Regions from separate parts of the Homo sapiens genome. Here region 1 is linked to region 2. A link is an interaction called in ENCODE POLR2A ChIA-PET data of the cell type or tissue named here. Cell type or tissue: PC-3. All regions are shown on one strand. Each heading gives the region's core, and the rest is flanking DNA. Links, peaks and the distances in the headings are about the cores only.

Region 1 (15,099 bases), core at 105-8,104, 200 kb before region 2:
GATGATAGGCATGAGCCACTGTGCCCAATCTAAATTCTGTTTAGACAGAGAGAAGCTTTTGTTTCTGCCTGAGGTCATTAAGCATATGATTATCATTAATACACAGGCATACTTCCGAGATACTGTGGGTTTGGTTCCAGACCACTGCAATAAAGATAATATCACAATAAAACAAGTCACACAAATTTTTTGGTTCCCTAGTGAATATCAAAGTTATGTTTACACTATAGTCTATGAAATGTGCTACAGCATTACTTCTTTAAAAACAATGTACCTTAATTAAAAAATATTTTATTGCTAAAAAGATGCTGACAGAGGGATACAAAGTAAGCACAAGCTGCTGGAAAAACCGCTAGACCTGCCAGATGCTGGGCTGCCAAAATCCTCAATCCGTAAAAAAATGCAGTATCTCCAAAGTGCAATAAAGTAAAGAGCAATCAAGCGAGGTGAGTCTGTCAATAAACACTCTTAGCCAAGGATGCACTGTCCAGCTAGTGTGCGGGTCACGTGTGCTTAGCATTAGACTCGGCGTTTCTATAAGGGCACAGACAAAAGGAGAACTCATGTTTTAGAGGAGGTGCACTGAACAACGGTCCCAACAGCTCCTCTAGAGTGACCCTTTGTCAGTGCCACTGATGCTGCTATCTAAGAGCCCTTGAGTAGCAGGAAGGAAAAGCCCAGCACGCCAAGGAATAATAGTGATTCTCTGAAGCTGGCATCAGGACGTCCCCCTTACCTTGTGCAACGTGCAGCTCAAAGTTGCTTGCTGAGAGCTCATACAGCCCTTGCTTGAGCTCGGGGGCACTGGGCGGTTCCACTTCCGGCTCTGGTGTCTAACAGGAGGAAATAAAACAGTCATGGGTGTGTCAGTGGAGACACAGGGAAACCATCCAGGAGGTGACTGTGTCTGTGGGGAACCGCCTGCAGATGCCTCCCTCACCCAACAACCTGGAACCCTTGTACGATGCTGCTGTGCTGAGTGAGGCCAGGTCAGGAACTGATCTCGTCAAGCCCTCTGGAAGCTTCAGCAAAAAGCCCCCTCGTCAGCCTCACCCTCAGTGAAAGCTCTAGGTCTGAGTCTCCAGGGCAGCCAAGTGATAGCTGTCCCTACCCCAAAACCCAACCAAACAAAGCAGACAATGCAAAGGACAGTCTTACCCTATACCCTGTCCTCTTCTTTGAAACGTACTTGGATACTTCACAAAGAATACAAAATACAACGCCCAATGGACGTATTCTGAAGGGGTCAGCACTTGCAGACACCAGAGTGCCCAGCGCAGTGGCTCGTGCCTGTAACCCTAGCATTTTGGGAGGCTGAGGCAAGAGGACTGCTTGAGCCCAGCAGTTCAAGACCAGCCTAGGTGACAGCCTAGCATTTTGGGAGGCTGAGGCAAGAGGACTGCTTGAGCCCAGCAGTTCAAGACCAGCCTAGGCAACAGAGTGAGACCCCATCGCTACAAAAAAAAAATTTTATTTACCTGAGCATGGTGACGTGCGCCTGTGGTCCCAGCTACTTGGGAGGCTGAGGTGGGAGGATCACTTGATCCCAGGGGGTGGAGGCTGCAGTGAGCTGAGAACATGCCACTGCACTCCTGCCTGGGCAACAGAGTGAGACTCTTCCTCAAAAAACACACAAACAGACACGAGGGTAGCAAAATGGACAAAGCTGAGAATGAGAAACTCAGGGACCAGGAAGGCCTGGTTATCCTTACTTTACACAAATGACAGGGAAAACTGTGAGGAAGACACAACTGTGGAAGACTGATCAGAGAGAAAAGGAGGTGATGAGAAGGAAAATGCAGGTGAATGAAAGGCAACAGAGAGAAAACCATGGCATGAACATAAGCTGCACCTTCAAGAAAGAATGTAATTCATATGACTAAGTCTCATACAGAAAGAGGGGGAAAGGGGCTTTTCAAAAGATGCTTCTGCCAGGACCCAAGCAGACAGCAATGTGTGCAGCTGTCTAGTCACAATCCTACATTTCTCAACTTTTCAGACCAGGTACAGCTGTGGCTTCCAACCAAAGTAACCAGAAATGAGGGAAAGATAATGGAATCAGTGTTCTGCTGCAGACACATTAAGTGTATATTACTCAGCTTTTATCTGGGGGTTCATATTCCTATTAAAAAGAATATCCAAGCTAAGTTGTTAAAGGCTTTAAAGGTGCTGACAGTTCAAAGCTGTGCAGGGCTGGAATCATAAAGAACCACAAAGTTTCCCTTCTGCTGCCAGCGCGTCAAGACTTTCAAAGTGCTAAATACCCACACAAAACAATGCCCAAGGGAAGAATGGCTAAGTGAACAGTCAATGGGTGCACATAAGGTGAAATAAAATACCGTGTGCCACTCTCCATGAGATGTTCAAGGGCCTTTCAGTATGAAGTGTTCATTTATGGCACATGCGGGGCCTCTAGTTGCTTCCTGGGTTCCTGGCAGACTCCAGAGCAGTCCCCCGGCATGGGAACACCACAGTGCATCCCAGAAACAGGTCACGTCTTGCCCTACAGTGGCAGCATAAGCTGATATGGTGCTTAAGAAACCTGGCTATATTCATCAAGAGCCATAAAAATGATCTTTTTTTTTATTCTTGGCCTTATAATTTTATGTCTGGGAATACTATATTCTAAAAATATCACTCAAAAGAAGGGGGGGTGGAAAGTCCTTTACAAAGATAAACTTGTTCCCTACATCATTACTGATGATGGAAAAGGTATAAATAACCTAAATATCCACTGACAGAATTAGAGTTGAATTATGGCAAATCCACATGATAAAATAATATAAGACATGATCAACATAAAGACCACATAAATATATAAAATCATTAATGAGATGAAACATGTTTGTATAACTGTTCAAGAAAAAATACAGAAGCAAACATGGAAATACAAAAATTGCAGTAGAATGTACAAAGTGACAAATTGTCTTTTGAGTTTCTTGAATATTGCCACAACACTTAAAAAAATCTAAATTTATCCCACGTGAATATTAAAAAATGTATGTACTAAGTTACTTAGGTATACAGATAAAGAACTTTTTTTAAAGTTTTCACTTAAAAAGCTAAGAGAATTCTGGTTTGCAGTATAAAGTGTATATACTTAAACTTTTCCACAATAAGGCGCATTGTCATTGTTTCTGGCAATTATCTGGGGCCTGCTATTGCTGGAGACACTAAAATATGGCAAGTTGGTGACTGTGGTTCTGGGGTGGCATGGGGGGATTACACGCGGCCATCCTGCTCCCACACTGAGGAGACAGAAAGTCCCTTGCAGAGCCTGGACGCAGCCTCTCAGCCCTTTCCAACCTGCAGGTGAGGCCGCCACCTCCACTAAGGGAAATGGGCCATGAGATGAGGTCTTTCTGCCGTCCTGATACTGGCTGCTGGTTTCTTGAATAAAGCCATCATAGAAGACTGGCTTTTTTGGTGAAATTTATTTGAGGCTATTAACTCCTCCTTAAAATTGGTTTGCTACCATCCAATATATGTGTCCCCACAAAGAGAATATTTTCACAAAGGAAACAATGTCCAATTGAAAACTATGAAAGTCACACCTGCTCATTCAGCTTTCTTGCCAGGACAAAGATGCAAATTTCCTGAGAGGTCTGTGGTTCTTTTAGCTAAAGTTAGGTAAGTCTCTGGTTCAACGACATAACATCACACACCAACAGTCTCCACCATACAGTTCAGAGAGTTTTTTTTTTTTTTCCACGATAGTTTTTGCTCTGTTGCATAGGCTGGAGTGCAGTGGCATGATCTCGCCTCACTGCAACCTCTGCCTCCTGGGTTCAAGTGATTCTCCTGCCTCAGCCTCCCAAGTAGCTGGGATTACAGGCACCTACCACCTGGCTAATTTTTGTATTTTTAGCAGAGACGACGTTTCACCATGTTGGCCAGGCTGGTCTTGAACTCTTGACCTTGGGTGATCCACCCGCCTCAGCCTCCCAAAGTGCTAGGATTACAGGCATGAGCCACCACACCCAGCCGAGTTGAGAGAGTCTTTGCAGGTGAGGGATGGAAGCACTGAATCAGCAGCCAAGTTTCTGATTAGGTCATCAGAGAAGATGGGGCAGAGCGGAAGAGCCGCACAGACACACTGGAAACTGGCAACAGTAAGCGGCAAAGCTCCAAAAGGACCACCACAGACCACCTTCAAATCAGTGGGCGCTTAGCTGATACAAGAAGGTAGTCTTAGGTATTTGTTGAAATTGAAATTACAAAGACTTCAGATGCTCTTCCTAGCTCATCAGGATCCTACAGTGTAGGAACACGAGTGTTTTTCCAGTCCCTCTCCAACACAGCAGCATGACCCACCAGGTCTACCCGGCATCCAGGGACCTGAGCACTCGGCATTAATCAGAAGGCACCACCCACAAAGGAACACTTAACCAGTGGTTTATGATCATGATGATTTATAAAAAAGTGAAGACTTCCAACATCAACTGGGGAGGGGGAGGATTATAAATCCTTTTTAGTACATAATATTCTAAGAGTCTACAATCTCCTGATATTAGCCTTAGTAAGGGAAGTGCATTAAGACACAGAGTATTAATGGTACAAAATGATGTTATAAGCAAAGCCCATTAGAGACTCGGGGACTGAGCACCGAGAAGAAAAGGAAGGATCCACCCTACGGGTACAGCTGTCGGGCTAGGCCCGAGCCAGAGGGCTGCAGGTGGTGGAGGGCAAAGGTCGGGGGGATGGGAGGAGGCTCCAGTGCTGGCTTGGATAGGAGATTCTAGGCTGGGCCCAGCCCTGACCCCAGGTGGTCCAGAGTCAGTCTCTGATGCTGGGGTACAGTTGTGAACTGTATTACCTGTGACAGTGGCAGGGTGGCAGTGTTAACAAAGAGTAAGTGCTTATCTGTGAGGCCACACAAGTGACTTCCCTGAAGACTGACTACAGCCAAACAAGGCGCAGGGTGGTGGGGAAGACAAACACCAAAATGGTGGTAACTGCTGAAACTCAGGGTTTAGCCTTCTCTTGACTTTTGTGCACATTTAGGTATTTCCACACCAAAAAGTTTCTGTAAAAGTTCATCTTTACCTGTAATACCAATAAGCTCCAAAAAAAGTAGAGTTGCTTTAAAATGGCAGCCTTAATCATTAACCTCAACTGGCCTCTGCCCCGTTACATATTACCCCAAAGATGTAGGCAGGGAGAGAGGGAGGGAGGGAGGGAGGGAGGGAAGGAGGTAGACACTCACCACTGGCTCCTCGTTCAGTGTCTGCAGCATCCAGTTTTCCAGTGTCTGGAAGTCCCGAGGACCCTGGTACTTCACAGCTTCTTGGCCTGGCTTGAAAAGCTTTAAGCTGAAAGAATAACAAAGGATTAGACAGAGCAAAAAGAAAGTTGTCTTATCAGAGAGCAAACTCATTTAGTGAAACAATCAGAAAATGAGCTGTCAAGGGGCTGCAGCCAGGCATGTATCTGCTCCTCTCTGATAAAAAGGAAACAAACATAACGTTCCAGGAGATAATACATTCAGTTAATCCTAAACTTTCAGAAGTTTCTGGTTTTATTCAAGGAAAACTAAAATGAGGTGAAAACTTCCAGCCCGCTGCTGTGACTGAGGCCTCAAAAGCTACAGTACTCAGTGCTCCTCTGCAGCAGCCTCGGGCCTTCCCTGCAAGCTACTGTTATGCTTTCCCGGCTTCAGCAGTTGTTGTCTGTGTTCAAATTAGGACTGGAGCAGACACGGTGTTGTTTTGCAATTAAGGTATTCTTCCAGGCCACCTGGCAGGTATTCAACTCTTACAAGGCCTGAATATCCAGTTACTGTGAGAATTCAAGTTTCCAGCTATAAGAACATCCTTGACATTGACTGATGCTGTCCATTCACCTTCCCATAGAGAAGGAATCTTTTCTTTTTCCTACAAATGTTGGCCTCTGAAGGAATCTGCAGAGAGGATACGGGAGTAGGTCCTTTAACCATAAGCAAAAGACATCACCAGAGGATGAAATTAACACTCAGTTCCTGTATCCCTCCAGCAGTCACGGGAAAACGTGCTCTAATACTCTAGATAAAAATTCATAGAAGGTGTCAAGGATAGGCAAAAATGTGACTACCAATAGAAGAAAAAAGAAATACAGAGTACCATTTGTTAGCAAGCCTGCTCATCTAAACACCCCTGCCACTTCTACAGCGCGTATGTGGATTTTGTGAGTAAATGCCCAATGTACGGTATCAGAATTGTAAGACGGCAACATATGTAAAATCTGACATGAAGGTTTGAATAGTGTCTTAGTTCAACGGCTGTAACAGAAGACCACAGATTGGGTGTCTTAGAAACAACAGAATCTATTTCGCCTAGCTCTAGAGACTGGGAAGTCTGAGATCAAGGTGCCAGCAGAGTCAGTGTCTGGTGAGGGCTTTCTGGTTCACAGATGGTGTCTTCTTGCTGTGCCCTCACATGGCAAAAGGGGAAACAGAACTCTCTGGGGCCTCTTTCATAAGGTATGCAACCCTATTCATGAGAGCTCCACCCTAATAACCTGCTCCCTCTCAAAGGCCCCACCTCCTATTGCCAGCATTGGGGATTAGGATTTCCCCTATGAATGCTGGGGTACACACACATTCAGTCCAAAAAAAAATGGCTAATTCTCCTTAAAATGAAGTCACATGGCTAGATTAGGCTTTGAAATTAGTATCAGCATACTGGCCTTACCCAGAACCTAAGATGGTATGATGGGGCATAGGTAGGGTCCCTAATGTGTCTCCAGTGCAGAATATACACCCAGCTTCCTCAGCAGCTCAGACTCTCATAACCACAAAAAACAGCCAAAACTTAACTAGATTTGGCCAGTACACCGGCTACGTCACGAAGTTCAACATGATAAGCAACTGCAACATCTGCGGTATCAAAGATGATTGCCCTCACCTAGCCTGGCACCTCCCCAGGCTCCCACAAGGTGTGTTCCGCACCTGGAAACAGAAACTGCTTCCTGCACGGCTCTGCCTCCCGCTAACGCTCTTCAGGAAGGGAAATGGGTGGATCCTCAAGACATCAGAAAGGACCAGGGACGGTCACACTTGTGTCTTTGCTAAAAGTAAAATACAGTAAGACCTAGCCTATGATTTTTTTGTAATTTGCTATTCATTTGCAAAACAAATAATTTAAAAAAAACCATCTTCTTGTTGTTGGACTGATAATCGTTCTAACCTGCCCAGGAAGTCTGAGATTCTTCCTCGGTAAGTTCACAGAGCCCAGGGACAGAGCGGACACTTCTGGTCCAGACCTTGCAGTGAGTTTGGGACATCTGACTTCAATTCTCACTGTCGACAGGGGTGAGGGAGGTGATGGAGACTGGGCCACAGGGTACAAGCCCAAACAAAGTATTGCCCCAGATTTCCGCTATTACCAAGCCTCCACATGGGCATTTGAGTCTCCTTTTTCAAGGAGACTGCAGGGAGAAAATCCCCATGTAGGTACTGCCTTGGCAAACAGCATGATGAAAGTTCTACTACCGTAGACAGTGTTATCAGTTGAACTGTGTCCTGCAAGACAGATCTGTGTAAGTCATAACCATCAATCTCAGAAGGTGACCTTATTTAGAATAAGGTCTTTACAGAGATATTCAAGTTAAAATGAGGTCACTAGGATGGGCCCCAATCTAGCATGACTGGTGTCCTTGTAAGAAGGGTTTGGACACAGAGAGACACACACACACAGAGAGAGAAGGGCATGTGAGGACAGAGGACGGCAGTGATGCATCTACAAGCCAAGGAACGCCAAAGATGACCAGGAAACCAACAGGAGCCAGGACGAGGCAAGGGAGGATTCCCCTACAGGTTTCAGAGGGAGCATGACCCTGCTGGCTCCTTGATTTAGGACCTCTGGCCTCCAGGACTGCAGAGAATACATTTCTATTGTTTCTGGCCACCCGGTTTGTGGAACTTTGTTACAGCAGCCTAGGAAACTAACACAGGTAGTTCCCCCCGTCAGTCCTGCCCTGCTGTAATGATTCATGACTGGCCCAACAGGAAGACCTCAAAACATTTTCCTGAGCACAGCCAGCCATCTCTAGGGAGCGTGGGAGCCCAAACTCCCTGCCCCTCCAATCCTTTACTCCAGTTACACTTGCCAGGAAAGAATAACGTGAAAGCTCATGTCCTGACACATGCCTGGACTCAGGCAGGTACAGTCGTCACCTGCCTCGGGCCTCACAACCACTCTATGGGATGGGCACTTGTCTTAGAGGAGTCAAAGCTCGCTCAAGTCAATCTACAGATGCCCCAGTGCGACCACATTGCACACAGCACATTCCACCTCCTGCATTCTCGGGGGGAAAATAATCTGTTCTTGGAGCTTCTGCAGGGCAGTGATGGTCACAGAGGTTCCTTCCCAAACTGTGTTCAGTGTGGTGTACGTTCATTTTTGTTCTTTTTAATAACACAAAACCAGCCATGGTTTACTTGGGGAGACCAGCTCTTCTCATTAAAAATCTAAACACATGATCCAACATGGGCCTTTTTAAATTTGTGACTTTTTACATTTGTGACTTTTTAAATTTGTGATGGTTTTTGGTGAATACCAACTATGGAGTAGCTGATATTGCAGCTGACAGCTGTTATGGCCAGGCTGAGGTGGAAGCCTTCACTTCCTTCTCTGAAGCCCCATAACACATACCACTCTCAGCTCCATTACAGGTCCTGTGTCACCTTCCCTGTGGCATGGTGTGTGATGCACATAGTCTCAGGCCACAGATGGTCAGCAGGTTAAGAGGAAAGACACCACAGCCAGCTCACCCCTGCTGCCCCTGAACTTTGAAAGCAACAGTTTCTCAACAGGTAAGCATTCACCTCCTCGCCCTCATCTCTGCTCACTACCTGCTTCTTTGGGATGCTCTTGATCCATACTTTCAATGCAATACTATAAAGCATAGAATAGTTAATGCTTTTACGTAGATACAGATAGTAAGCAATTTTATCTCCATTGATCTGATTTAAAGTAAACCCAAATTATGGCACTTACATTAGCAAGCAGTCACCAAAGACCAAGAATTCCAGGGTCCTTTGTGGAAACGCCCACATTTCCAAATGGTAGGGAAAACCCTAACATGTATTGGGTGTGCTCAGATTGGTGTCTGCACACATTCCATGTAAGTCCTGTAACAATGTTTGGGGGATCACCTTACTTACAGGTTAAGTGATGAGGTCAGAGCTGGGTGGTAAGTAAATGGTAGAGCTGGGATTTGACTACGACTTCTAGGTTCAAGCCTGGAGATCCCTCCACTTTTCTGCCTCCCAGGTTTGAATATAAGCTCCAATTTTTTGCTTTATTGATGGACCCCTATATTATTCAATTAAGCAATAAATTGTATAGAATTGACTTCATTCCTCAATTGAAACAAACAGCAAGGAAGTGACCGTGGCAATCCCTCCACCTCCTTCAGAAACAGCTTCTTCTCTTTTTTGAAGAACTGCTTTTCCCTCCAACACTTGGCACATGGTGTGAATGGGCATGTGTCTTGCTATAAGCTCCTGTTTCCCTGGCCACAGTGACTATTCCTGGAACGAACATTCCAGCCAAGCAGGGCCAGTCAGTGGTGGGCCCTTCTGTGCAAACAGAGATACAGGCCTGGAAAGCCGTCATCTCAAGGGAGGTGCAGGAGAAACAGACCCCAGGCCCCTGGAGCTGGCTCTCAGAGGTTCCTCCACAGCCTTTTAAATAGTCCTTTCTTTCTGTTTAATAAGAGAACAATTCTATTTCTAGAATTGAGAACATTTCAATTTCTATTTCTTATAACCAAAAAAATTCTTAACTGTCAAGGAAGTAAGTATCATCGTCTGTCAGACTCTATACTTTCTTTCCAACAGGAACAGCCCTGTGGGAGTCACACGGGAAGGAACTATAGGAAGGGTGTTTGCGAATAAGTCACCAGCAAAAGCAAGCCAAAACTGATGACAGTCCATGCACACTGTGTAAAATGTACCGGTGAACATCTAGCATGGCGGGACCGTCATTTTTCTCTTGCAAACACATTCTCTTATAAACAGGAAAACCCAACACTGATGAATTAAAGGTTATCCAAGTATAAAAGCCATCTAAAACAGACACAGCATTAAATGCAGTTTCTCCCTAATGACAGGGACTGCCTGCTTAAATTTAGTATCTCTTCACACCTTTACCAAAAGTTTAACTAGGACTTTCTTTGTAGCCAGGAGCCACCTAGGAAGTGTGCCCCCTTCCTTCCAACTTACGTGGGGTATCCTCGCACCCCCTGGGCGGAGCACACGTCGGAGTGGGCCGTGCAGTCCACTTTAGCCACATAGACTTTGGCATCTTCCATGCTGTTGTATTTGTCTCCCAGGTCATTCCAAGTCGGCTGCAGCCGCTGGCAGTGTCCACACCTGGAACAAGGCAAGAGTACAAGCACATTGAGTATCAGGTCACAGGGCAGCTGGCCCACAACTTCAGCTCTGTCCAGGGGACAATGGGGCTCTCAGTCCTTTCTTTACACCATTGCAGATGGCAGCTCCTGGACCAGTACTCCAGGACCTCTCTCCCCTGCTCCCATCCCTCCAGAGTCACTGCCCTGTTCTCAGCATGAAATCTTGGCCTTGTTCCAGTATTAAACTTAGCAAAGTGTTGTTCTGGATCCTAGTTGTTCTGGCCCTGCTGACCTCCCGCTTGACTTCTATCCCAGAGTCCACCCTCCTTCCCTTGTGGCCTACTCCTGAGCCCTACTGCAGCATCTGCAGTGTTCCCAAAGGACTATAGCTTGGCTTGGCCCTGGGACACATTCTCTCTGACACTTCGTCCCTAAACTCCACCTAGCTAAATCTATCTGCCCTTCAGGTTTAGTTTGGGTGTCACTTCCTCTAGCAAGTTGGCCCTGACTCCCCGGGCTGTTCAGCACCCATTCTCTTCTCCTGCCCTTCTGGAAAGCCTCTCTACTCCTCCCTTGGACAGTAGCTTAGCACTTCCTGCTGTATCTGCTACTTTTATTCGTCAAGTCTCCTCCACTATATAACCAAATGGCTACAAACATAAGGCAATCTCAAAATTTAATCACCTGCAATTTTCTCCAATGAGAAGGGGAAAAAAAAAGTTTGTGGCCACCTATACTTCTAGGGTTGAAGTAAGCAAATGTCTATTCTTAGTATTCATTGTATGAATTCAGTTATGTATAAATATTTTAAAATCACCCATCATTTAAAATAGTATCTTAACTAGGCTTCTTGCCATGCTTCACATTTCATGAGGATATCAGCATCTTTCCCAACACTAGACCTTAAGTCATACAGCTGACCACAGCTCTTGCTGTGTTCTCTGGACAGTATGTCTACAGTGCCATACTCGAATTTTGAATGAGACAACCCTAGAAACTTTATCCCAGGTTTCAACTACAATCCCATAGCATTATGACACATGGGTTTGTTTGCTATTTAATATGGCAGGAACACACTGATGCCTACAATGTAACCACTTTGCTGTATCGCTTTTTAAAATGCTTTTTTTTTAAACACACTTGCTTATATGAACACTCAACGCTTAGAATTGTGACTTCTTCCTCAAAATAATTTAATAATCTGTTAAATCTCCTTTTATTTTCTGACAGATTACCTCAAAAATAAGCATTTAAGTCGGTAGCAGTGGCTCATGCCTGTAATCCCAGCACTTTGGGAGGCCAAGGCAGGAGAGCTGCTTGAGCCCAGGGGTTCAAGACTGGCCTGGGCAACACAGTGAGACCCCCATCTACAAAAAATTTTAAAAAATTAGCCTGGTGTGGTGGCACACACCTGCAGTCCTAGCTACCTGGGAGGCTGAGGCAGAGGGATCACTTGAGGCCAGAAGTTTGAGGCTGCAGCGAGCTATGATCACACCACTGCACTCCAGCCTGGGTGACAGAGATTTTGTCTCTTAAGAAAAAAAGGATTTAAGCCGGGTGTGGTGGCTCACACCTATAATCCCAGCACTTTGGGAAGCCGAAGCAAGCGGATCACAAGGTCAGGAGTTCGAGACCAGCCTGACCAACAAGGTGAAGCCCCATCTCTACTAAAAATACAAAAATTAGCTGGGCATGGTGGCACACGCCTGTAATCTCAGCTACTCAGGAGGCTGAGGCAGGAGAATCGCTTGAACCCGGGAGGCGGAGGTTGCAGTGAGCCGAGACCATGCTATTGCACTCCAGCCTGGGCGATAGAGCAAGACTCCATCTCAAAAAAAAAAAAAAAAAAAAAAGAAAAACAGACTTAAAGGTAGCACTGAAAAAGTCTGCTTCAAGTTAATGTGTCTTCCCTAAACAGCACTTTCTTGGCCAGCTAAGAGAATCCCTGCTTTATGAGATACTCAGATACAAAAAAAAAAGCACAATGAAACTATACATGCAGATTTAACTTCTGTAGATTCAACAAAGTGAGTTTATGTGGCGGGGGAGAAGGAAACAAGAAAAAAAAAAAGGCAATTCCCACAGAACCCTGAAGTGTGTGCAAGCTGGGAGATGTGAGGTTTTTGTTCCTCAGCAGGCCTTGGTTCCTACATGCTTCTCATGGCATGAGCATCTCTCCGACTACATTAAGTGTGACCCTGCTGTCTAAAGGCACAGGTTTGAGAACTAGTCCATTTGGTGTTTAACCAAAGAAGCCATGATAGTTCTAATGCTGGAGGAAACGCTGGCAGTGGGGACTGACTGACTGACTGGGGCGGTGTCCAACAAGGCACCTTCCTAAGGGACTGTCAAGGGCAGTTCTGACCTTCAGGGGACTTTGATCAGATATGCTCATTCTGGAACTTTAGAACTCCTCTGCAATCTTGACAAGGTTTTGTTTTGCTACTGCTTTTTTTTTCCCTTTTTTTTTTTTGAGAAAACACAAGATTAGATTAAGAATGAGAATAAACAATAAATAAGTTTGTGGTGCGCTAAATCAAAACTGACCATTCTGGGCCATCACCAAGTTGGGCGTGCCCTTGCTCCTGGCTGTGATGGGGCCACAGGTGCTATCTAGTCGGCCCTGCGGCTACAGCACCCAACTCTGAGACAGGCAGCTGCACTCAGAAGGTAGCCTGTGGCCAAGAAGTAGAGCAAAGCTACCTGGTCCAAATCTTGACCTCACTGTCACCAGGTTCAGGGTGACTCACAAACTGGCCATACAGAAGTTGTGACCTGATGTTGGCAAAAAATCTACAGCAGCAGGATAACCCTGCAGAAGCCAAGTGCAGGGCAAAAATACACAGATTGATGTTTTTGTTACAGGGGCCCCAGCCCCTTAATCACACGTGGGCTTTCACCACTCCACGGCAGCTGAAACTGGAAAAAGGTATGTGTGTGTTGAGGGGGAGTCCACTGAGTCTTCTATCTGAGCTCCAAACGCTCAGCTCACCACTCCAGGACCTCCTTCCCTCTCCTGCATAGACCCCTCCAGAGTCACCACCTTGCTCTCAGCCTTACAACTTACCAAAGTGTTGTGCCAGGTATTGTTGGTCCTACTTGATCTTGCCCCTGCTGACCTCCCATTTGACTCGCCGCCCACTCAGCCTCCTTTCCTGGCAGCCTATTCGTGAGCCCTACTGCAGTATCTGCAGTTTTCTGAAAGGGCCCTCTTAAAAGTCCAACTTAAACACCATCATAGAAACCCACATATCTCTGTTTAAGTATTTGTAGTAGACTATCAAGAAGTCAACAAATATGCCAGGTGCGGTGGCTTACGCCTGTAATCCCAGCACTTTGGGAGGAAGAGGCGGGCAGAACACGAGGTCAAGAGATCGAGACAATCCTGGCCAACATGGTGAAACCCCATCTCTACTAAAAATACAAAAATTAGCTGGGCGTGGTGGCACGCACCTGTAGTCCCAGCTTCTCAGGAGGCTGAGGCAGGAGAATCGCTTAAACCCAGGAGGTGGAGGTTGCAGTAAATCAAGATTGCGCTACTGCACTCCAGCCTGGCAACAGAGCAAGACTCCATCTCAAAAAAAAAAAAAAAAAAAAAAAGTAACAACATAAAGCTAATTATTCTGGAAGCATCCAGCTAAATGTCTACAAGCCACATATAATGGAAAAGGAATTTACTTAATACCAAGTGCCCAGATGTGCCAGTTTTCTCTCACTCAGCCCAGGACTAGCTGGTATTTATTGCAAAGATTCTAAACTTAAAATTCCTTTGGCACTGTGGGGACTTATTACATCTGCATGTCAGTTTTTCTTTAAAAAAAAAAAAAAAGTAAAGAATGGGATGCGATGGCTCATGCCTGTAATCTCAGTACTTTGGGAGGCCAGGGCAGAAGTACTGATTGAGGCCAGGAGTTTGAGACCAGCCCCGGCAACATAGCGAGACCCTGTTTCTACCAACTACAACAAAAACAACAACAACAAAATAAGCTGGGTGTGATGACCTGCGCCTGTAGTCACAGCTACTTCAGAGGCTGAGGCAGGAGAATCACTTGAGCCCAGGAGTTAGAGGCTACAGTGAGCTGCGGCTGCGTACCACTGGTTTCAGGCTGGGTAACAGAGCAAGATCCCATCTCTAAAATAAATAAATAATGAAGAAAGAAAAAAGAAAACCCATCGACAGATGTATTCCACTGAAATAGGCTCCAATTAAGTAGTACACTTAATTGAAATAGTTGCTGAGAATACTCCCGAACAAAGAGAAACTGTTAATACTGCCTGATTGTTTTATGTTACAAAGTAATTTCTAAACCATTGGAGTTGTAAAAATTCGAGTCAGTTGGTTCTTAGGAATGTGAAACATAATGTACTTCATATACACATTGTTAATAAACCCACAGTGGCCCTAAAAGTTGATTTAACTCCAAATGAACTGAAACGCAGTAATAGCCTGAATACAAGGTTAAGAGAAAAACGTTTCTCCCAGTTTGAAAGGTACAATTTCTGAACTGGCCATTTTTCTTAGGGTACCTTTTCTCTATGCCTCCCTACATCCCTTTCCCAAGTGAGCCTCTACTGAGCTCTGGGGAAGAATACCAAGTTCTGCAACAAGAACCTGCAGGCTATTCCAACCTCTCAAAGGTCTTGTGTCCTAAAATTATGGCTTTCTGCTCTGGCCTGTGGTCACTTCCCTTCCTCGGGGCATCCCGGCACTGGCAGGAAAGCTGTGCACATGCTTGTGTGAATGACAGGAAGCTCTTCCGTGGG
Region 2 (14,829 bases), core at 1-8,000:
TCGGCCTCCCAAAGTGCTAGGATTACAAGCGTGAGCCACCGCGCCCGGCCGAAATACTATCTTGTTCTCTATAGTGATTTATACTTTGCAAGGCATTTTCATACATCTACATCAACACGACTTGGTGAAGTATACAAGGAGATTAATACTCTACAGGATACAGATTCAAAGTAAGGAGGTAACTTCAAAGTAAAGGAGGTAAAATTCTTTTCACTTTCCATTCACTATTCATAGCTCCTTGACTTCTCACTTTTGTCTTAAATTCAAATGAAACCACAAGCTCTAAGATCACCAATAAATTAAATGTATTGAAAGAAAACAGTATGGAACCCTCCGAAGGGTGCCAGTAATGTTCTACTCCTTGACTGGGTGGTTACCTGAGTGTGTGAACTTGGTGGTAACATCAACATGTGTGTACTGAATGTATGGTATATTTTGAGGAAAAAAGAGAAATCAAGGGACTCACAACTGCTGGGCGGAGGGGACACAACCAACTCTAAAGAGAATTATTTGTAAAAATAAATTATCCACAACCCAAGCATGCTCTCAAAAAAATTCCCAGTTACGTTCTCATCTAATCATTACATCTTCTAAGATAAGGTAAGTCATCTCATCCTCATTTTACAGATAATAAAAACCAAGGTTGCTTGGTTTGCAATGGCAGAGCCAGGGTTTGAATAAAGTCCTATTGGCTTAAACGTCCATTTTCTTTCCTTTACATACCCTAAAATACACAATTCTTATGAGACACATACTATTTTCACATTCATTTTAAGGTTCCATAGTCTTCAAAGTAATGACTTTTAATGGCTGCATATGCAATAGCGTGCAATGCATAATGATATTCTGGTCAACGATGTTCTGGATGGCATATCCAATGGTGCTCCCTTAAGATTATAATCAAGTATTTTTACTGTACCTTTTCTATGTTTCAGTATATTGAGATGCATAAATACTTACCATTGTGTTACAACTGCCTACATTATTCAGTACAGTAACATGCGGTACAGGTTTGTAGCCTGAAGGAGCAATAGGCTATATCATATACCTACTATTTGTGAAGTAGGATAAACTATCTAGGTTTAAGAACACTCTAAGGCTGGGCGCAGTGGCTCACGCCTGTAATCCCAGCACTTTGGGAGGCTGAGGTGGGCGGATCACCTGAGGTCGGGAGTATGAGACTAGCCTAACCAACACGGAGAAACCCCGTCTCTACTAAAAATACAAAAATTAGCCGGGCGTGGTGGCACATGCCTGTAATCCCTGCTACACGGGAGGCTGAGGCAGGAGAATCCCTTGAATCCGGGAGGCAGAGGTTGCAGTGAGCCGAGATCGCACCATTGCACTCCAGCCCGGGCAACAAGAGTGAAGCTCCGCCTCAAAAACACACACACACACACACACACACACACACACACACACACAAAAAAAAAACAGAACCCTCTATAATGTTCACACATGATGAAACTGCCTAACAATGCATTTCTTGAAATGTATCCTTGTCTTTAAATAACACGTGACTGTATGTCAATGTGTTGATGTACCATAATTTAAAGAATCAATATCCTAGATAAGGATCTCTGAACTGCTTTCAATTTTTAAACTATGATTGGTAATGTTGCAGAGAATGCCTTATTGCTGGCTCACTGCTGTCAGCTGTCTTCTCAAAAAATGGCTGAATCTTATCACATATGGCCAACCCTTTCCCCATACAAGTAAACAGAAACTTTCACTAGCTGCTAACTGCTAAAATGCTTTAATTAAAATTAAATTAAAAACCACACTCTGAACTCGGAAGTCTTCACAGTTGGGCCTCAAACTGTAATTTGGGGTTTACCTTGCATTGCATCATTCCTCATATTGGTTTACTTACTGCCCTAAACTTCCCAATCCTTCATAATTTATTGGTTTTACACATCTTTCAAAGCATAATCCCTTAAATGCCAGCTCTTCCATGAGTTTATACATCCACTTTTATAGTCAGAATTAACTTCCTTTTTCACACTCCTCAACAGTGTTTTGCTCCATATGGAGTCCTAATTAGGGAAAAGAAGTCAGGTTGAGGGGACCAAGGGAAAGCAAAAAGAGAAGGGCGATAAGCTACAAGTCTGCCTTTCTTCATGGTCCAGGACACAGCCCTTCTGCACAAATAACTCAACAATCTTTCCATGTCCAGCTATCACCGGACCTTCGGCTGATAGAAAACTCAAGTTAGCTCACTGCAACCTTGGTGTTATCAGTACTGCACAAACCCCTCTTCAGCACACAACTGAAGTACTATTCCGTAAAATCCCCAGCCAGCCTTTGTTTCCTTGCAGTTAGCTCCTCTCTTACTAACTTGCCTGTTGCACTCTTGCAACATATTTTCATACTTTCTCTAATAAATCTGCTTTTCTTTACGTACAGCTGTCCTGGTAAATTCTTACCCTGGCGCCACCAGCCCCAGAGAGTTGCTGCTCACCCACGACAGTCCATGAAGTGCTTACTATGTTGTGCTTTAAATTATTTGCTGATGATTGTTTCTCATACTAGATAATACTCATATCTTGGCAATGGTCCCTAAAAAATATAAACTAGGCCAGGCACAGTGGTTCACGCCTGTAATCCCAGCACTTTAGGAGGCCAGGGCATGTGGATCACCTGAGGTCACCAGTTCAAGACCAGCCTGGCCAACATGGTGCAACCCGGTCTCTACTAAAAATACAAAAATTAGCTGAGCGTGGTGGCGAACACCTGTAACCCCAGCTACTTGGGAGGCTGAAGCAGAAGAATCGCTTGAACCCGGGAGGCAGAGGTTGCAGTGATCCGAGATCATGCCATGGCACTACAGCCTGGGCGACACAGTGAGACTTTGTCTCAAAAAAAAAAAAAAAAAAATATATATATATATATATATATATATATATATATATATATGGCACTCTTCCAATTTAAACGGTTGCAATGTTTGTCCACTCGGCCATATATATTATATTTATACTACATATATATTATATAATATATACACTAAGCTAGGGAGTAGGGGCCGAAGGGACGGAATTATCACTGGGGCAGAGGAAACACCAAAAGAAGGCCACTTTGGCTCCAACGCCTACTCTGCCACCAATCACAGGGCTGATCTTAGGCTGAACACTTAACCTTTCTAGGCTTCAGGTTAACTTAAATAAAAACTATACTACTACTTTCTAGACAAGATCTTCACATGGACCAAATGAAGAAGAGAAAAAATTAAAGACAAAAACCAAACATCATTTGGAAAAAATCTCAAAGGAGCAAAAAAAACATATATCCAAAGTAGTCTTCCTACAACCAATTTCCTTCTCTAATACATTCCTTCTACGACAAACAACTATAAAACACAAACGTTCTAACAGTGCCTAACCAGGCAATCTCATACCTTGTGATGTTTCCCGCATTCACTGTGGGTCGTAACACTTAAACTGATAATCCAAGGCTTTAGAAACGCCTTCCCCGAATCCCCTAGATTGGGCCAAGACTCCTTAGGTGTTCTCTCTGCCATTTATGGTGCAACGTGGCACTCTTCCAATTTAAATGGTTGCAATGTTTGTCCACCTGGCCAAAAAGCAAGCTGCCTGAGAGGAGGAAGCATGTTCCCCTAAATCATCATTGTATTCCCCAGACCCAGCACGGTGCTACCTGGCACCCTGTTAGCTATAACGGAGTCGCTGCGCAATAACTGAATGAAAGGTGCGATTACGGGAAAAAAAAAAAAGCCAGTTACTGAATACATTCCAGGTTGGTCTAAGAGCCCTGTGAGGACCCTCCTCCAACTGGTTTTGTTTCCTCATAATGGGATGATGACAATTTCCCAGGAGGTGAAGTTCAGGCCAAGCCCAACCTGAGCTGGTTAACCCCTCCCTCCAGGAGGTAGGATGGCAGGGGCCGAGGCCCAGAGGCGCCAGCCGGCTAGCGGCGCAGACACGTGGGGAGCTGGGTAGCAGCATCCTCACTCCGCCCGTATCTGGTGGCCGGCCCGGGTCCTGCCAGGGCTCGGCAGGCCCCGCTCCCGTCCACCTCTTCCCCTCCGCGCCGCCTCTCCTTCTCACCTGTCGCTCGCCCTGAGCACTGTATTTATTCCCCTTACTCAGTCCCAGGGACTTCTCCAGTAGCGACAACTCTGCGGCCGCCGCCATCTTCCGGCCGTAGCTCCTGGCAGACGCGAGACCTGCAGAACAAGAACCTCCCGCATTGGTGGAAACAGAAGTCCCACTCCTGCAAACTTCAGCGGCGATTGGCTGAACGGAAGGGGCGTGGAGAGCGCGCGCCAAAGCACAGGAGGCGGGGCCGGTGGAAGGGGCGGGGCTGAGGGCGGGGTGTGAGACAGGTGGAGAAGTGATGGTAAATTTCCACTCGAACTGTTGGGGAGCTAGTTACTGGTAGAAAGGCCCCAAGGCCGGGCTTCGGTGGCTGCAGTAGACTGGATCTGGATCTCTAAATGGCAATCTATTGACATGGCTGCCAGCGGTAACTCGTTAACTCATTTGCTAGTCTAAGAGAATTTATATATGATGGGAACTGAAATTTGCCTTAGTTTGGTTCAGGAATCTGTAAATTTGAACAATCAAATTGAATAGCAAAAAGTTCACAGTCCATTAGGAGTTTCTAACGTGTAGCATAATTCATGAGGATTTTAATTGTGTTGTAGTGGTGAATTCGAAAAACTGGTTTTTCTACTGTTGATCTACAGCTCAACACTAGCAGTAGAATTATACATTTAAAGATTATTCACAGAACACGGAGTATGTCAGATAGGGGTCAAATAATTACAGCTCAAGGAAATAAGCCATTAATGGCATTAATGATCTTTTTTTGCAGTACCAGAAGGCTGGTTACATAATTTATGAAGTTTTGGTATATAAATAAACAAGGTGCATAACTTTGCCCCACTAACTTGCTACATTCTTGTATCTTCAAAAAAGAAAGAAAGGAAGAAAGAAAGAAAATTAGTAGTATATGTTGAATATTTCCAAAAGATTTGTGAAAATACAAAATATTTTCCACTTTGAAGAATGAATAAACAAAGTGTGTATTAGTCTGAGAGAAATAGAACAATCCTACAAGGTAACTCATCATTGAATCAGAAATATCAAAGTTTAGTGGGGAATGTTGTTACTGTGTTACACCTTCCCTATCCCAGAATACTTAATGAGTTTACTCTGTCAGCAGAAGTAAACATAAGGAAAAGAAACTTTTGCCAAATCAACATAACAAAATACAAAAGAAATTTCAGTATAAGTGGATTGTTAGGCACTAAATTATCTGTTTTACTTTCCATATTCAGATAATGGAATGACTATTCTACTACTTTTTAAAAGACCAACCCTCTAAGATAATTCACATATCCATTTTCAGGGTTTAGGTACACTTTTTGCTTGTAATAAAACATTTTTTAAAAAAATTAACATTTATCCAATGCCAATGGGTGGTATATTGAAAATAAGGTTTGGCCTTTGCATAATTATAGAAATATCAAATTAAAAAAGAAATCCCTAAAAAACTGAAAGCAGAACAAAGCATATTGTACATCAAATTGATGACATCATCACCCAGTGTGGACCTCTTTTAAGTGACTTTATAGCACAGTCATTTAATTGTATACTCTTAGTAAGATATGCTTTAAGGACAAAATTCATGAAAACCTGTTTTTGGTTCTTTTTGTTTGTTGGTTTGGTTAGCATCTTGGCAGTGTCAGCATTGGTATGGTGCTGTATATGTACTGTGGAATAAAGCAAAGATGCAATCATGTGGTGTTGCTGGAAAGTTGGGTGTTTGGTGTTGCCCAAAAGAGGAGTTGTAAGGTAGATGAGGTTAAATCAAAACTTTCTGGTCCTGAATTTGAATTGTAATATCAATATGAACTTATGACGCTTTTATCTTAAGGAAAATGAAAAGTATTTCCTACCTAGCTCTGTTTACTTAAAAGGCCTAGAAACAAGGACAACTCAGTAGCAATGAGCACCCCAGCACCCAGATTCTGGTTTCAAATACTATTTCCCACAAAAAGAAATGGGGGCTCTTTGGAGACCGGCTGAATCCAAACCTTGCGGGGAGATCAGTCTGGACCATCTAGTTATAGTAGAAAGAAAAGAAAGTATCTAAGAGTAATGAGGGGAGTCAAAGGGTAGGATCAGATCACTTGAGGGTCAATAATAGTCATTACAAGCTGAGAGTCGATAAGAATAATTGCAATGAATTGAAACATGTTGAATATGTTTAAGTCTATGAGTTCATAATGATACTAAAAAAAAAACAAGAACAAAATCAAAATAACCCTCATTCGTTACCTTTGGAGGATACTAGAGATCCAATTCATTATTTTGAAAAAGGATAAAGAAAACACATGAAGAAACCAATATATTTTTTCATGATTATCCTATGTAAACTGTATCTCAGGGAAACTAAACTCTAATGAGGAAAAATGTCTTTATAGAATTCTAACTAATAAAAACAGAACAATAGAATATTATTGTTTTGCAGCTACGGATATAATAATGAATCTAGGTGACAATTATCAATAGCTATTCACATCATAAAAACAGAGACAAACAGACATAAATTGCTTCTGAGAGAGGTGTACATCATCACCCAGTCTTGCCAATCGAATCTGAATTTGACCAAGCCTTTTGATCTAACAGCCAATTTACAAGAAATAATAGCAGGAAAGAGGATCATGTTAAATGATGTCATGGAGATGCAATGAGCAAATTCTAGATCATGAAAACTATAGGACAAATGATCCAGTTGTTTCAACAAGTAAATTGCAAAGCAAAAAGAAGAGGCAGAGAGAAGTGAACCTGTAAGTTGAAAGCATTATAAGGGAACTGTCAACCAATTGCAATATATAAATCTTTTTTTCAAGTCTGGTTCCAACTAATAAACTGTTAATTTTTTTAAGTGGATTGTCACATCATGATTGTGGCAAATGTCTACTACATTCCATTTTATATACTATGGGTATTAAATTCCATGCCCAAATTCACATAACTAATAGATCTGTGCATGAATCATCTGGGGATTTAAAAAAAAATCCATGCCATACTGGAGATTCTGATTCACTTTATCCGGGGTGGGACTGGGTGCTATTATTATTATTTTTTTAATCCTCAGCTGAGTCTAATATGTGGCCAGGGTTGAAACCCCCTATGGCAGATGCAGAATTTCAACTCTGCTTCCTGGCTTTTAAATCCACACTGTTCTGATTTTCTAATGTCTCCTTTCTCTGTTGTTACGGTGAGCAGGTGCAAGCTTTACTTCACTTAACATTAGACATAAGAAAGAGGAGAAAGCTTATATTTTATTAGAAATAATCAATAAATGTATTTTTAGATGATCTACATATTTGATCTGAAATATCTATATCAACACAGCCTTACTCATAATAAAAGTAACTTGATGAATTGATTTTGTCAAATAGAACACTTCTCTAATCTGCTATTATCATAGTCAAGTTTTAAATCCACAGTACCTTAGGATATAAATTAAATGTCAAATGAAATTAATTTGGCAAGTGGAACATAAACTGGATGGCTTTTCTTTTTGGAGCATGCCTGACAGCTTTCTGTATGTCATATGGGCATCTGTTAAAATGAGCTGCATATGCCAGAAACTGTTACTGTATCAGATTGCTCTTAGCAGTGCCATCATCTGCAAATTTTCAGTTTTAGAAGAGTTTAACTTTCTATTTCAGAATATGATAGGGTTTTAAACTTAGGTGTGAATGATATTAAATATGTGGTAAATGAAGTGATGCAGGTGCTATGCATGCATTTTGTTCTCTCTATAGATACCTCTCATATCTATGTATGTCTTGCACTTACCACGCTTGTTTATTGAGCCATTACTATGCACCAGGCACTGTACAATGCACTGGGGACACATTGATGAACAACTCCCATCAAACTTAGAGTATCTTGAGAGGAAAGACACTAGAACAATTTTGCGATAAGGCAAAGATCAGGAAGTGGAAGGCATGATAAGAATGCAGAGAAGGCACCTGGCCAGGCGCGGTGGCTCACACCTGTAATCCCAGCACTTTGGGAGGCTGAGTTGGGTAGATCACGAGGTCAGGAGTTCAAGACCAGCCTGGTCAAGATGGTGAAACCCCATCTCTACTAAAAATACAAAAATTAGCCAGCTGTGGTGGTGGTGGGCACCTGTAATCCCAGCTCCTCAGGAGGGTGAGGCAGAGAATTGCTTGAACCTGGGAGGTGGAGGTTGCAGTGAGCCAAGATTGTGCCACTGTACTCCAGCCCGAGCAACAGAGTGAGACTCCATCTCAAAAAAAAAGATTGCTTCCAAGAGGTCATGGTGTTCAAGTTGAGACTTGAAGGATGAACAAGAGTTGGTCAGGTGAGTGGTGGGGTGGAAAACTGAGGGAGAGTTCTGAGCAATGGGAATTGCATATGCAAAGGCTGCAAAGTGGAAGAGAGCATGATTCTTTGGAGTAACTGTTCAGGCTAGACCGGTAAGCAGATGCTGGATTGGAAGGGTCCTTGAACGATGCCTCTAAAAATTTTTAGAGGCCTCTGGGCATCCTTTATTTTTGATGGTTAATTTTATGTGTCACCTTGACTGGGCTTCAGGATGCCTGGATATCTGGTAATACATCATTTCTGGGTGTGTCTGTCAGGGTGTTTCCAGAAATGATGAGCATTTAAGTTGGTGGACTGAATGAAGATGATCACCCTCACCAGCGTGGGTGGGCATCATCCCGTCTGTGAGGACCTGGATAAAACAAAAGTATGAGGGAAGGTGATATTTACTCCTGACCTGACTGCTGAGCTGGAACACTGATCTTCTCTTGCCCATGGTGCTCCTGGTTCTCAAGTCTTCAAACTCAGATGGGAATCTTTACCATTGCTGTCCAGCTCCCAGGCTTTTGAATGGTACCACCATGTATTAGTCCATTTTCACGCTGCTGATAAAGACATACCTGAGACTGGGCAATTTACAAGAGGAAGAGGTTTATGGGACTTACGATTCTGCGTGGCTGGAGAGCCTTCACAATCATGGTGGAAGGTGTAAGGCACATCTCATGTGGCGGCAGACAAGAGAAGAGAACTTGTGCAGGGAAGCTCCCATTTTTAAAACCATCACATCTCATGAGACTTATTCACTGTCATGAGACCAGCATGGGAAAGACACACCCCTATGATTCAATAACCTCCAACCAGGTTCCTCCCACAACACGTGGGAATTGTGAGAGTTACAATTCAAGATGAGATTTGGGTGGGGACACAGCCAAACCATATCACAGCATCTTTCCTGGGTCTCTAACTTCCAGACAGCAGATCACTGGACTTCTCAGCCTCCATAATTGTGTGAGCCAATTCTTATCTACAATCATTTATATACACCTATCTCTATGCGGAGGACAGAGTCTTGCTATGTCACCCAGGCTGGAGTGCAATGGTGTGATCTCATCTCACTGCAAACTCTGCCTCCCAGGTTCAAGCGATTCTCCTACCTCAGACTCCTGAGTAGCTGGGATTATAGGCACGCACCACCACGCCCAGCTAATTTTTTGTATTTTTTAGTAGAGACAGGGTTTCACCATGTTGGCCAGGCTGGTCTTGAACTCCTGACCTCGTGATCCACCCACCTTGGCCTTCCAAAGTGCTGGGATTACAGGTGTGAGCCACCATGCCTGGCCTCAGGTGATCTTTCTTAGCTGCCAATCTATTTGGTCACTCCTTCCAGAAAACATGCCTGTGGCTCTTCATGGCACTTAGAATTTAGTCCAGCCTCCTTTATCTGGGAGCTAAGGTCCTTTATAACCTGACCTCTGTTGACTTTTTCATGCTCACTTCTAGACACTTCCTGCCTGGCATTTTTTGCCCCAGCCTTGGCCATCTCCTCACAGCTCCTGGGAGCCCAAAATATTCTCTTGCCTCTGGGCCTTTCTGTCTCTGGTTCACTCCAGCAGGAATGCCCCGCTTCCTCTCTTAGGGCTGAATTTGAGCACTCATAACAGCCTTGGGAATGCTCCTGCCACAAGACAGACCCCACTGTGCTGAGGCTACCTTCTTGGTATCTGCCTGCCCTGGCCGGCATGCTGACTGAGCACACAGACTGCATCCTGTTTATTACTGAGTCATCGCACCAGGCACCAGCCTTGGAACAGAGTGATCACTGGATACATTCATTTGCCGAATGAATAAAGAATCATGCAAACATATGGAATGATGTGGAAAGCTAGGTCAATGGGTCAAAACAAGTAACATGAGAACTGTGAGGATATTACACAGTCTCATCTTTAAGCAAACATTAAACACCAAAAATTAAAAATCCCTTATCTGACGGTTGACCAGTGCAAATGAAAATGACTCAAAACTACAAGTCAGGAATGGACAACCAATGTACTGAAAGAAAAATCATTTTCTTTCGCTAGTCTCCCAAACATTCATTGATCCCCCAAACCACCTTCTCTGGGCTCAGGAAGTGGCCATTTATTACATTATCACCATCATCATCGCCATCGTCCTCATTCTCCTCCCTCTCGGCATCCGGCTGTCAAACACTTACTGATCACTGCTCTGTGCTGGACTCTGTTCTAAGCTCTTGTATTAACTCATGAATTATCACACCAGCCTTTGAAGCAGATACCATTGTTATCCCCATTTTATAGATGAGGAAATTGAGGCTCCAAGAAGTGTAAGAAAATGAATCTTCAGAGCATTACAGATAGAGAAATACCTTAGAAAAGAACAAAGTATCCCCCAGATTTTGAGTCCTGCCCCGACATCCTCTCTATAGCCTCCTAATTCTCCGACTCAGCGGCGACTCAATTTAGAACTCCAGGCTCATCTTGGGGGACTCCAGTTCATCAAGGCTTGGGTGGATCTTGGCTTGAGAGCCATGCTGGGGACCCTGCTGCACAGTGTCACTGAGATTGTTGCAGAGGAGGTGTGAGAGAGGAGCTGTCAGCACAGCTCCAACCACAGCCCTGGGGACAATGACAGCAGAGTCACAGGATTTTTAGCAGCAGAACGTCTTCTCCACACTCCCTGGAGGAAGGCTCAAGGGCGGAGCATGTCCTCGGTGCCACCCTTCAGGTGAAGAGTCAGCCTGGGGCCAGCATGCTGGTGACAGGCTAATTCTTTCTGTTCAAGAGCAGCACAGGCCATTGAAGGGACATGTGCCCCGAGAACTACTTCCTTTCAGACTCTGCTCAGGGTCACCTTCTCTCTGCAGACTTTCCTAATCCCTTCCTATCCTCACCCCCAACCCAGGCAGCGCTGGTCACTCTGTGTTTTGGGTTCTGCTGAACCCTGTATTTGCTCCCTACAAAGAAATTTGCCATACTTCATTGCACCTATTTATTCACATTTTGGACTCTTCCAAATAGACTCTAAATCACTTGAGATGCAACTGACACAGAGTAGGCATTCAATAATATTTCTAGAATGAGTGAATGAAGGTTAATGAATAGTAATCATTGGGGCAAAATATTAGAGGGACAGAGGAGTGTTGAAAGAGAATGGGGCTGGGTGCGGTGGCTCATGCCTGTAATCCTAGCACTTTGGGAGGCTGAGGCAGGTGGATCATTTGAGGTCAGGAGTTCGAGGCCAGCCTGGCCAACATAGTGAAACCTTGTCTCCACTAAAAATACAAAAGTTAGCTGGACATTGTGGCTCACGCCTGTAATCCCAGCTACTTGGGGGACTGAGGCACGAGAATCACTTGAACCCTGGAGGCAGAGGTTGTAGTGAGCTGAGATTATGCCACTGCACTCCAGCCTGGACAACAGAGTGATACCCTGTCTCAACAACAACAGCAACAACAACAAAAAAAAAAAAAAAAAGAAAGAAAGAAGATGGGTTTTAGAATGGTGCAAAGGTAGCTGGGCATGGTTTCATGCACCTGTGGTCCCAGCTACTTGGGAGGCTGAGGCAGGAGCCCAGGAGATTAAGGCTGCAGTGAGCTATGGTTGTGGTTGTGAATAGCCACTGCACTCTAGCCTGGCCAACAGAGCAAGACTTTGTCCTAAAAAACAAAAACAACAACAAAAAACCCAAGAAACAAAACAAACAAAGAATAGAAAGGAAGAAAAAAAAAAGAAAGAGAAACAAAGCTATATATAGGCTCAAGGACTAGCCATCCACATGCTGATGTTGAAGGGCCCCACGTGTTCCCATCTGTGACGGGGACTATTGGTTTCCTACCCAAAGCTATTTTCGTCTCCTTTTTACCATATAATAGAGCACAGCTTCAGTAATACTGCCAGGAAGTATAGGGGCAAAGCTTGTAAAACGAAGGTTGATAACTTTGGTCCCAAGTTGGTAACTTATTCTCTCATGGCCTTTCTCTGCTAATAATTTTTAAAATGGCTTTTAAAGAGTTATCTTAGAATCTTTTGTAAACTTCAGTTCACTTTAGACTTTTTCTTTCTCTATAACATTCATGTATGTATTAGTTATAGTTGTCTTGATAACAAGTAGTTCCACTGTCTCAGAGGCTTAGCACATAGAACACTCATGCCATGGTTCAATGTGGGTCTCTGATTGCCAGTCACTTGGGAACTCAGACTTCCAGTCTAGTGATTTCATCATCCTCTAAGGCTTCAAAGTCCCTTTCTGGGCCCTAGGCTCTTGTCATTTGAACTATAGATGAGGCAAGAGGGAGACCGTTGAGGACTACACTAGGTATTATGGGCTAGGTCTGAAAATGTTGCACATCATTTCTGTCCAGATCTCATTGGCTGAAACTCAGTCAGGAAGACACACCTGGCTAAAGGGAGGCTGAGTGAAGTGATCTGATCCGTCAGTCTGCTTGTTATTCTGCACCTGTGCCCCAGTTTTATTCCCATTCTCCTTGGCCCTGCTCTTTGACACAGAAGACTGAGTCTGTGGATGACATTACCCAGAGTCTCCTACCTTCTGGCTTCCAGATAGGTTCAGTGTGAGAGGCACAGTTAAGAGATTGGAGAGCATGAGTTTGGAGTATTTATTGCCTTTCTCCCTTCCTGCATTTGGCTGTGCAGTAGAGTCTGACTCCGTTTGTGATGTTTGACTGTTCACAGCATTTAGGCCTCCATCCACCCTTGCCCTGCCCACCATCATACATCTGGGACTTCATGTAAGGAACTCCCCACCCCAAGCTCCTGACCTCTTGATGTTTGAACCCCACAGCTTCATGACAGCTTGCACCTGCCCTTCCCCAGAAGTGCTCTGTGTGTTAGTAATAGACTTTCTTTCTTACCCTCTTGGTGCATGAAGGAGGGTCATTAGTCTCCATATCTGATCTATTGATTGGGAGGAAGTCTGTACCCTATTGGTGGAATGACCAGAAAACAGGCTGTGTTATCTGAGAGCAGTTGGTAACCTAGAAGTGGTAATGGCTTTCTATTCTCGCTAGTCCCTGGGCACCTCAACTTCCCGGATTGATTTTCTTAATCCTTTCCATGCTTCTATATCTAGTCCTTTCTTTAGAGCCTCTTGAAACATCAGAGTTAGATTCTGTTTCCTGCAGGAAACCTGATGGATATGGGAAGAAGAGGGAAGTGGTCTGGTGAGCATTTAGTCAGTTGCTGCAACATTATGATCAGTGCCAATTTTTAAGTTTAATCCTTGGCTTTCAGCGAATGTGGATATATATGGTCAACATTATTTGTCTTATATAAATGCACTAGCATATATAATACATATACTGATGAAAGTAGATGGACTTTTATGAGGAACTTTAGTAGATGAGGGTCTTTTTCACATTGAAAAATTTTGCTTTCAGGCTTTTTTTGAGATTAAAATGGCATTTGAACATTGGGATGAAGACTACTCATCTGAAACTGGGCTTTGGCTAACTGGGCACAAACATGCTTTATATAAATTTTCACTGTAGGGTCCAAAGTAGTTCTTTTTTTATTTTTTTATTTTTTGGGGACAGGGTCTTACTCTGTGGCCCAGGCTGGAGTGCAGTGTCACAGTCTCGGCTCAGTGCAGCCTCTGCCTCCCAAGTTCAAGCAATTCTTCCACCTCAGCCTCCCGAGTAGCTGGGATTACAGGGCCATGCCACCACACCCAGCTAATTTTTGCATTTTTAGTAGAGACGGGGTTTCACCATGTTGTCCAGGCTGATCTCGAACTCCTGACCTCAGGTGATCCAGCCCCCCCCAAACCCCCTTCAGGCTCCCAAAGTGTGGGATTACAGGCATGAGCCACCACTCTCAGCCGGCCCAAAGTAATTTTCAGTGAAGGGGTACTGCTGTAAAAATGAGTCTGCAAACTAGATGCCCTTCCTCCTCCAATTCATCCTGCTGAGATGCACATAGATGTGTGTGTCTTAGAATCAGCTGATGCTGGGAATAGGTCCCTTGTTATTAAGGAGGAAGATGCCAAGGGAGTCAGGAGGAGAGAGGTGTGTTCCTACAGTGCTGCGTGGAATTCTGCAGATGACCTAGCTGCTCCTGTCTTACTGTCAGTTTCTGCAGTCAAATCAGGCAGTTGTAACTTGCGTTTCTCTACTTTCTTTGATTTCATATCAAGCATCCTGCAAATTGGTGGGCATTTTTCAAATTCCCTTAAAGTTTGTGAACAAGCATCTCCAAGGAGCACTTGCCATCTCTGTGCCTGATTTGTGTATGCTCACTGGCTTGCAGCTTTTCCCAGGTTCTCTGGTGTTAAATTAATAACAAATGATGTAGAGCTGACAGGCAGGTGAAACTGGGGAGAACCATGATATTAAAAAAAAATCTCAGTCTATTATGTAGCACAATGTGCAACACTTCGTCAGATTTTGCCTGCAGGTATCTTAATTTTGCTTAAATATTTTGCTCATATCTTTTTAACCCAGAAGATGGGAACGTAGCCCTTA

Evidence for each region. Peaks named below come from ENCODE experiments on the same cell type or tissue, not always from the same donor. Only the 100,000 strongest peaks of a DNase experiment are listed, where the experiment ranks them.
Region 1: POLR2A ChIA-PET joins it to region 2 with 20 read pairs; 3 of 35 experiments call an interaction of 5 or more read pairs at or near these places.

What each region holds. Positions count from the first base shown.
Region 1 is chr6:7,894,370-7,909,468 of GRCh38, forward strand. It overlaps TXNDC5 (thioredoxin domain containing 5), which reads right to left. Exons shown (of 10, transcript NM_030810.5): 2 at 10,205-10,354; 3 at 5,207-5,312; 4 at 737-833. It overlaps BLOC1S5-TXNDC5 (BLOC1S5-TXNDC5 readthrough (NMD candidate)), which reads right to left. Exons shown (of 13, transcript NR_037616.1): 5 at 10,205-10,354; 6 at 5,207-5,312; 7 at 737-833. Among named protein-coding and RNA genes, the nearest start is that of TXNDC5, 8.9 kb to the right of the region's middle. In PC-3, for the core only: a CTCF peak has its summit at 4,808; no DNase peak of the experiment used is centred there.
Region 2 is chr6:8,098,368-8,113,196 of GRCh38, forward strand. It overlaps EEF1E1 (eukaryotic translation elongation factor 1 epsilon 1), which reads right to left and starts at 4,181. Exons shown (of 4, transcript NM_004280.5): 1 at 4,068-4,181. The coding sequence starts at 4,154. It overlaps EEF1E1-BLOC1S5 (EEF1E1-BLOC1S5 readthrough (NMD candidate)), which reads right to left and starts at 4,228. Exons shown (of 7, transcript NR_037618.1): 1 at 4,068-4,228. RefSeq lists silencers at 3,580-3,765, 3,974-4,093, 4,234-4,433, 10,766-10,958. In PC-3, for the core only: no CTCF peak of the experiment used is centred there; a DNase peak (open chromatin) is centred at 4,244; H3K4me3 peaks cover 2,946 bases; H3K27ac peaks cover 1,261 bases.